2 separate regions of the Homo sapiens genome follow, and region 1 is linked to region 2. The links are chromatin contacts, found by Hi-C or POLR2A ChIA-PET in ENCODE. All regions are on one chromosome and are shown on one strand. Each heading gives the region's core, a stretch centred on a gene start or an enhancer-like site at or near the end of the contact. The rest is flanking DNA. Distances are from core to core; before and after follow the strand shown.

Region 1 (3,908 bases), core at 1,015-3,514, 110 kb before region 2:
CTGTGATGAGGCCTCATCTTTCTGCCTCCCATGGCAGCCCGACCACAAGACCCTCTGGAGGTGGGTCCTATTCCAGCTCAGGGCTAACGGCACCTGCTGGAGGAGGTAGAACACCAGACACCTTCACATGGATGAGCCTGGGGCATGAACAGCTGGCCCAGATGTGACAGCGACCCTTTGTTCTCACAGGCTGATTTCTCCCAGGTTACCCCCAGAGCAGGTTCTTGGAGGGAGCTCAGAGGCCTCCCCAGCAAGTCCCTCATTTTACAGAAGGGGAGGCTGAGGTCCAGGAAGGATAAGGGACTTGTTCGAGGCAGCTGGGAGAGAGTTGACACTGGTATAAACAGACAAGGGGATCAGGGAGGACTTTTTATTTTCAAATTGTGGCTGAGACCCAATTCTAGGGACAAAAGTTGCTAAATCCTCTGCATTCTAAAGTTCTAAGAGCCACGGAGTATTGTCAAGGACGTGGGCGCAGCCACTCTGGTGGGCTTGCTGGGAGGTGTCAGTCCAGAACCAGCACAGTGACCCGCCAATCCCTGTCATAAGATTGGGAAGAGAAAAAGGGTTGTCAGCCCATCTGGAAGATCCTTCCTTCTCTCCGCAAAGCTGAGGGCAGAGGGCTTTCAGAGAAGTCCTGACACAGACTGGGATGCCCAAAGCTGAGGATGCTGCCCTTTGTTCCTCGGGTCACTATCTACTCAGCCGGCAAACTCGCTCGCCTGCTCCGGTGCTGCCTGTGAGCCATGGCAGGGCTGAGACAAGGGGCAGAGGGGGCATCTTGCAGACCCACTGTTGGACAAGTCAGCAGCTCCAGATTGGGGTGAGGGGTGGAACAAACGTGGGGCCTGAGCCGGTTTGTTGTTACTTTTCTAGAGGGCTGCCAGCAGCATGAGGGAAACCTATCAGAAGGAGGCTGAAGGCTGGACCAATTTTGTAGGAAGCTGGATGGGGCAGGTTAAAGATGGGAAATTGGTGGCACAGAGAGGTTAAACAGCTTGCCTAAAGTCACACAGCTAGGAGATGGCAAAGCCAGGGTATAAACCCAGGGGGTCTGGGGTTTCAACCACTAGAATACATTGCCCCTCAGCACAGTCGGAGGCAGTTACTGGAAGAAAATTAAAACCAATTCATGTTTCTACTTCAACAAGTGAAGACTTGATTTTGCTTTAAGAGGTAGGCTAGGCATGTCTGTAATCCCAGCAATTTGGGAGGCTGAGGCGGGTGGATCACCTGAGGTCAGGAGTTTGAGACCAGCCTGGCCAACATGGGGAAACCCTGTCTCTACTAAAAATACAAAAAATTAGCTGGGTGTGGTGGTGCACACCTGTAATCACAGCTACTCGGGAGGCTGAGGCATGAGAATGGCTTGAACCCGGGAGGTGGAGGTTGCGGTGAGCCAAGATCATGCCAGCCTGGGTGACAGAGCAAGACTCTGTCTCAAAAAAAAAAAAAAAAGAAAATCTAGACTCTCAGTTGCTGGGGATTGTGAGCCCCACCACATCTATCTACACCAGCTGCCCCGCACAGCCCTGCATCCTCCAGAGAAAAGGCCAAGGCTCACAGGAGTGTGTGCCAGAGGGGATACCGAGCAACACTCTCTCGGACTCCACCGGTGATGACCGTGGTGGCTCACGGGGCCCAGGCGTCTCTAGCCTGGAGCATGTCCTGAACCGTGTGATCTGGGTTTTAAGACCCCTCTGCCCAGCCCCTGCTGCGATGGCCAAGCTGGTTATGCCATGAAGCAGGAGTGAGTCATCCTGCTCACTCATTACGTGTCCCACACTGTAATGGATGCAAACACAAGATGCAAATGAATGTTCTCAGCCAACACCACTTCTGCACACTCCTGTCCTTAAGGGGGCAGAACACAGTGCCATAGGACTGCTGCTAGCACACCGCACCCAATGCCTGACTGCCCATGGCTTCTCTTTCTCATTCTGGGGCCGCCTGTGACTTTCCCATCTCCTGGCCTCGGTGTGCCCCTTCCCCCCAACCCCACCCTGCTCAAGGGACACATCAAAGCCTTCTCCACGGAAGGGCAGGATATCCTCAGGCACTGGTGGAATTCTGGTGTGCCAGCCTCCCCGGCATTCCAAGGCTTTCTCGAGCTCGCCCCAAGTTCTTCTCAGAGGCAGGACTTGCCTGAGCCACTAGCCCCTGGGAGCCTGAGAGATGGGGAGAGGGAACCCAGCCAGGGGACCCTCAGCTGAGCTGCCCTGGGGGTTAACCCAGCACACCGGGCTCACCACCCACCCCTTTGACACGCTCATTTCCGTCTGAGTCAGTCATCAGCTGTTTCTTATGACTTGTCAGCAGAACCTCACGGCTTTGGGGCAGAGGTGAGGGGGGAAGACAGTGGCACCCGCTCTCCCAGCATGACGCCTTTTTTCAAAAGCTGGGCAAGCAGGGCCTGGCTTCCCTGGCATCACCCTCCCAAGCCCCCTCCCTATCTTGTTGAGAGGAGCTCCCATTGTAAAATTCCAGCTGCTGCCGGGAATGCCGCCCCCCGCCCCCCCGCCCCCGCCACCAATTCCCCTGCCAGTGGTGAGGTGGTGTTGAAATATCCAACAACAGGGCCTTCCCCCATCTCCAAGTTCCTCTTCTGAGCCAGCAAAGAGGACTCATAGTCCTTGCTGGGGACCCTGCATGGGGCAGAAAGGCCTGGAGTCGGGGTGGGTTGGTGGGACCCCAGAGGGCACAGAGAGAGCCAGTCCTGCTTCCACTTTTTCTTCCCATGTTGACAGGATGCCATGATGTGGAGGGCTCATCTTCCCTCTGGTGCAGGGCTGGTCAGAGGAGGTGTAGGGTCTGCCTGGGTCCAGCTTCCCAAGGCAGCCCACGATGGGGCAGGGAGGAGAGCCTCTTGGGGGTTTCTAAATAGTAATGAAAGGAGGAGTTAGAGGGCCTGCATCTCATATGGAGGGGGCCTCCAGGTTCTGGCTGGCTCTCCACACTGCTTTCCTGGTGTTCTGGAATATTCTAGGCCCATGCAGTCCTGGGCTGACCCAGCCTGCTTCCGTCCTGGATGACTCCTCCCTCTCCTGCTTCTTACCTTCCGAGGCTTGACTCTCCCTTCTCTGCCCCAGTCCCTTCCTCATGCCTTCATAAGGCAGAATCTCCACCGTGACCTAAGTAAAAGAATTCTTCCCAACACAGGAAGGATACACCAGAAATTAAGGAGATTGGTTAGTTACTATGGGAGGTGGAGGTGAGAAAAGGGTGGATAGGATCAAGGAATGAAACTGGAGATGAGGGAGGAACAGCACTTCTCTGAGGATTATCTGTGTGTATAGCTTTAACGCTTAGAACCATGGCGATATTTTACATACCCAAAATTAAATAAATAATCGAAATCAACCAGAATATGGGGGCAGGGGACCAAAAGTGGGAGACAAGCAATAACAAATTAACCTAACTGTATAATCAATTACTAACATAACCACACTGACGGGGATAGGGAATGAAAGCACTAACTTCAGTAACTTTGTAAAATGGTACTTTGACTGGATACTGGTCAAAGTCAAAAATAAAAACTATAGACAAATACTGTTTTCCAGTTATTAAATATGTTTCTCATATGAATGTGAGTTAAAAATTCTAAAAGTTCGGGGCCGGGCATGGTGACTCATGCCTGTAATCCCAGCACTTTGGGAGGCCAACGCGGGTGGATCACCTGAGTTCAGGAGTTCAAGACCGGCCTGACCAATATGGTGAAACCCTGTCTCTATTAAAAATACAAAAATTAGCCAGGTGTGGTGGTGTGCGCCTGTAGTCCCAGCTACTCGGGTGGCTGAGACAGAAGAATTGCTTGTACCCAGGAGGCGGAGGTTGCAGTGAGCTGAGATTGTGCCACTGCACTCCAGCCTAGGTGACACAGCAAGACTCCATGTCAAAAAAAGAAAAAA
Region 2 (4,246 bases), core at 467-2,966:
TAACCATTTCATTTATTTCCTTTGACCTCACTTTTAATTTGTTATTGTGTCATATTTTATGTACCCTTGTAAGTTACCTGAAATCCTTTCTGCCACAAGGTGAGGTAAGGCATAAATAAACAGTGCAGAGTGTGGTAAACGGCACAAGAAGGCACAGCTAAATTGCTACCCCGGGGTAAGAAGATGAATCCAGGCTGTCCTGCAATGGAATGGATTTATTTTCTTGAGCTGTGGTGAGCTCCCATCCCTGGAAGAGCTGGCTTGGGTGGCCGTCTCTCTGGGAGGCTGGGGAAGGCCTTCTTCCAAGGAGACGGAGCTGGGCCAGACGAGCCCCGAGGCCCCTTCTTAGATTCTCAGGGTTTATGAAAATGCCAATAAGACAAACTGAGGCACTTAATGGAGCTAATGCAGCAAGGCAGCCCTTGGGCCGGAACCAGGACCTGGGGCTTTTCATCCGGGTCTATTACTGGACCACACATCTACAAGTAACAAATAAACGAGCAGAGATTCCGTTCCAAACTCTCGGCCCAGTGTATTCCTTTCCCAGAGCTCTCTGGCTGCTGTTGCAAGATGACCAAAGGATGCTGTCACTGTCCTCAGTCTTTTTATTGGGGCGATGGAGAATGAGGCAAGGAGGGGCTGGGTGGCCCCGCAGATGCCCCATGACACCATCATTCGGCAAGGTTATGCATTTGACGAATGCCCTGCAGTGGAAGGAGCCCAGGCTTCTCTTCCTGTTTTTGATGTTTACTTGGGGGTTGATCTTGTGCGAGTTTCTTCAGCTCCCGGGACCCTCAGTTTCCTCATCTGCAAAATGGAGTTAATACAACAGCAAAGCTGCTGTGGAGGTCCCATGAGCTATTACAGGGCTTTGCACCCTTAAAAATGCGGTTGAGGAAGTACCGATACGCCTGCCTCAGGGGATCTGGGGAGGGCTGGGCTGTCCCCATGCCTGAGACCAGGCAGGCCCGTCTTGGAGGGGCGGTGGCCAGCGTCCAGGTGCTGCCAGCTTCCTACCCCTTCAGCCTCCTGCCCACCACTGCTCCCTTGGCTAGAACGAAGCCGCGTTCCCGACAGACAGGCTCACGCACGGTGATATCCGTGGGAGTGCGGGCGAGCAGCCCCTCCTCGCCGGACCCCGGGGGCTTCGGGCAAAAATGGAGAGCAGGCAGAGGTCACATCCTCCTCCTCTTCCTCACGCTCCCGGGCTGCGTGCCCACAGGGGCACAGCCCTGTGCGCGGTGCCACCGGGGGCCATCAGGCTGGGTTAGAGGAAGGCCCGACCTCCGCGCAGCAAAGAAAACAAACACAGATGTGTTTGGCTGGGACCGGGAGGGAGAAAGTGGCCCCCTTCCCCCGCCCGCGCGCTCCCCCGGGCGTGAGGCTCTCCGGGCGGCGCGGGGCGCGGGCGAGGCTGACAGTCCCCGGCGGCCCCTCCTCCCCCACGGGGTGCGCGCCTGGCCCGGCCCAGCCCCCTCTCCGGGGTTTCCCCGGGTGCTCTCCTCGCTTTCTCTTTGTCTCTGCTGTTCTTTCTCGGGCTCCCGGGTTCCCACCCGCCTGTGCTCTCCCTCTCGGGCGTCCGGGCCGGTTCCCTTTAACTTTCTTCTTTCCCGGGGTGAAAACTTTGCTCGGAGCTGGCGGCAGCTCGCGGACGTTATTGGCCGGCGCCCCGCCCGGCGGCCCCGCCCCCCGCCCCCGCGCTCCCCTCCGCCCCTCACTCCCAGCGCGAGTGGCGGCGGCGGCGGAGCCTTCGGGGGCGAGCGCGCGTGTGTGTGAGTGCGCGCCGGCCAGCGTGAGTGTGTGTGCGCCCCGGGCGCGGGCAGGGCAGCACTCCGAGCTCGGCGGGAGCGGCGGGAGCCGGGCGGCCGCGTAGTCACTCGGGCGAGAGAGGCGGCGGCGGGGCCGGGACCGGGGCTGGGGCTGGGGCAGCGGCGGCCGCGCCGGGCATGGAGCTGGCAAGCCCGCGCTGAGGCGGGACGCGCCTGCTAGCAGCGAGCGAGAGGCTCTCCGGCGACCGGCGCGCGGGCTCCCCGGAGGGGCCAGGCAAACTTTTCTTTCTCTTTTGCCCCCTCCAGAGGTAAAGTCCCGAACGCGGACTTTCCGGCGGGGACGCGATCGGGGGGCATCTGAGAGGGACCCCGGGCTGCGAGACGAAGGGGCGCGGGCCGTGCAGAGTCGGGGTCCCCCAGCTCTCCTGCGCCCGAAACTTGGGGTGCGAGGGGGGCTGGTCGCGGACGGGGAGACCGGCTCAGGCATGCCCCTCGGGCGGCGTGGGGGCGGCGGTGGCGGGGAAGCAGAGCGTTCTCCCGCCGGGCGGGGAAGAAGGGGCGCGAGCGGTGCGGACTTGGAGGGCCCCGGCTTCGCCGCCCGCGGGACTTTGGGGGAGAGAGGCGGGCAGTCGGCTGCGGGGTGGGTGCCCAGGAAGCCGGGCGTTCTCCCGCATCTCCGCTCGCCACCCCGCCGAGAGCTGGAGGGCGCGGGGCGGGCTGGCTGAGCGCAGCTCCCTTCTCTCCGCAGGCGCCTTCTGCGGCAGGCGGACAGATCCTCGGCGCGGCAGGGCCGGGGCAAGCTGGACGCAGCATGATGCGCGCAGTGTGGGAGGCGCTGGCGGCGCTGGCGGCGGTGGCGTGCCTGGTGGGCGCGGTGCGCGGCGGGCCCGGGCTCAGCATGTTCGCGGGCCAGGCGGCGCAGCCCGATCCCTGCTCGGACGAGAACGGCCACCCGCGCCGCTGCATCCCGGACTTTGTCAATGCGGCCTTCGGCAAGGACGTGCGCGTGTCCAGCACCTGCGGCCGGCCCCCGGCGCGCTACTGCGTGGTGAGCGAGCGCGGCGAGGAGCGGCTGCGCTCGTGCCACCTCTGCAACGCGTCCGACCCCAAGAAGGCGCACCCGCCCGCCTTCCTCACCGACCTCAACAACCCGCACAACCTGACGTGCTGGCAGTCCGAGAACTACCTGCAGTTCCCGCACAACGTCACGCTCACACTGTCCCTCGGCAAGAAGTTCGAAGTGACCTACGTGAGCCTGCAGTTCTGCTCGCCGCGGCCCGAGTCCATGGCCATCTACAAGTCCATGGACTACGGGCGCACGTGGGTGCCCTTCCAGTTCTACTCCACGCAGTGCCGCAAGATGTACAACCGGCCGCACCGCGCGCCCATCACCAAGCAGAACGAGCAGGAGGCCGTGTGCACCGACTCGCACACCGACATGCGCCCGCTCTCGGGCGGCCTCATCGCCTTCAGCACGCTGGACGGGCGGCCCTCGGCGCACGACTTCGACAACTCGCCCGTGCTGCAGGACTGGGTCACGGCCACAGACATCCGCGTGGCCTTCAGCCGCCTGCACACGTTCGGCGACGAGAACGAGGACGACTCGGAGCTGGCGCGCGACTCGTACTTCTACGCGGTGTCCGACCTGCAGGTGGGCGGCCGGTGCAAGTGCAACGGCCACGCGGCCCGCTGCGTGCGCGACCGCGACGACAGCCTGGTGTGCGACTGCAGGCACAACACGGCCGGCCCGGAGTGCGACCGCTGCAAGCCCTTCCACTACGACCGGCCCTGGCAGCGCGCCACAGCCCGCGAAGCCAACGAGTGCGTGGGTGAGTGGGGTGCGGCGGCGGAGCCGGCGGCGGGTGGGGCCGCGGGCGGGAGCTGCTGGGCCTCGCAGCGGCGAGTTCATAGGAGCGCGGGTCGAGGGAACGGCGGGAGGCGCGTTCGCCGATGCCCGGGACCCGGGAGGGCTCAGAGCAGGTCCACTCGCTCGCGTGGCGCTCGTGGTGGACGCCCGAATTTGCGCCCAGTGCTCTCTGCGAAGCCAAGAAGCAGCAGGAGAAATGTTCCCGGGAGGGGGTTTGGCAGAACATTTGCAGATAGGTCTCCGCTAACCCTGGATCCAAACGCAAACATTCATTGCCTTCCCCCTCGTTGGGTTGGACGCTGGGATTCACCTGCACCCACCCCCCTTTCCCAAGGCTGCAGCTGGGCTCGCGGTTGGGGACCCCGGCCCAGTTCCTGGGAAGTTCCAACTCCACACCTACAAATCCCTTGGGAGATGGCAAAGAACTGTTTGTAGTTTGGGGTCAGTTCGGTACCCGACGAGTATCACTCCTGCCCTCCATTTGTCTTTTCATGATTTGAAACTATTTTTGTCTCTCTTTTGAACAGCGTGTTTGTGTTAGCAAAAGAAGAATGATGTGATTTCAATTAATTACTATCTGCTGATTACAACGGAGCGTTCAGTAATTATT

The links. Hi-C counts contacts between places; a loop is a spot of excess contacts on that map. ChIA-PET counts read pairs that join two places held with the same protein, here RNA polymerase II (POLR2A). Pooled maps may share reads with other maps.
Region 1: a loop to region 2 is called in a pooled map, with 2.6 times the contacts of the local background. The contact joins the enhancer-like site here to the promoter of NTN1 in region 2. A Hi-C loop is called at or near these places in 2 of 50 pooled maps. POLR2A ChIA-PET finds 5 or more read pairs at or near these places in 2 of 52 experiments (HEK293 and activated B cell).

The regions. Positions count from the first base shown.
Region 1 is chr17:8,913,972-8,917,879 of GRCh38, forward strand. The region is part of intron 1 of PIK3R5 (phosphoinositide-3-kinase regulatory subunit 5); the gene reads right to left. Among named protein-coding and RNA genes, the nearest start is that of PIK3R6, 48 kb to the left of the region's middle. RefSeq lists silencers at 1,873-1,922, 2,353-2,422. Within about 2 kb of position 2,265, at least 10 of the 41 ENCODE cell types and tissues checked have a DNase peak (open chromatin) inside an H3K27ac peak, as active enhancers do.
Region 2 is chr17:9,019,794-9,024,039 of GRCh38, forward strand. It overlaps NTN1 (netrin 1), which reads left to right and starts at 1,717. Exons shown (of 7, transcript NM_004822.3): 1 at 1,717-1,792; 2 at 2,518-3,598. The coding sequence starts at 2,581. RefSeq lists silencers at 1,079-1,128, 1,179-1,968 and an enhancer at 1,115-1,658.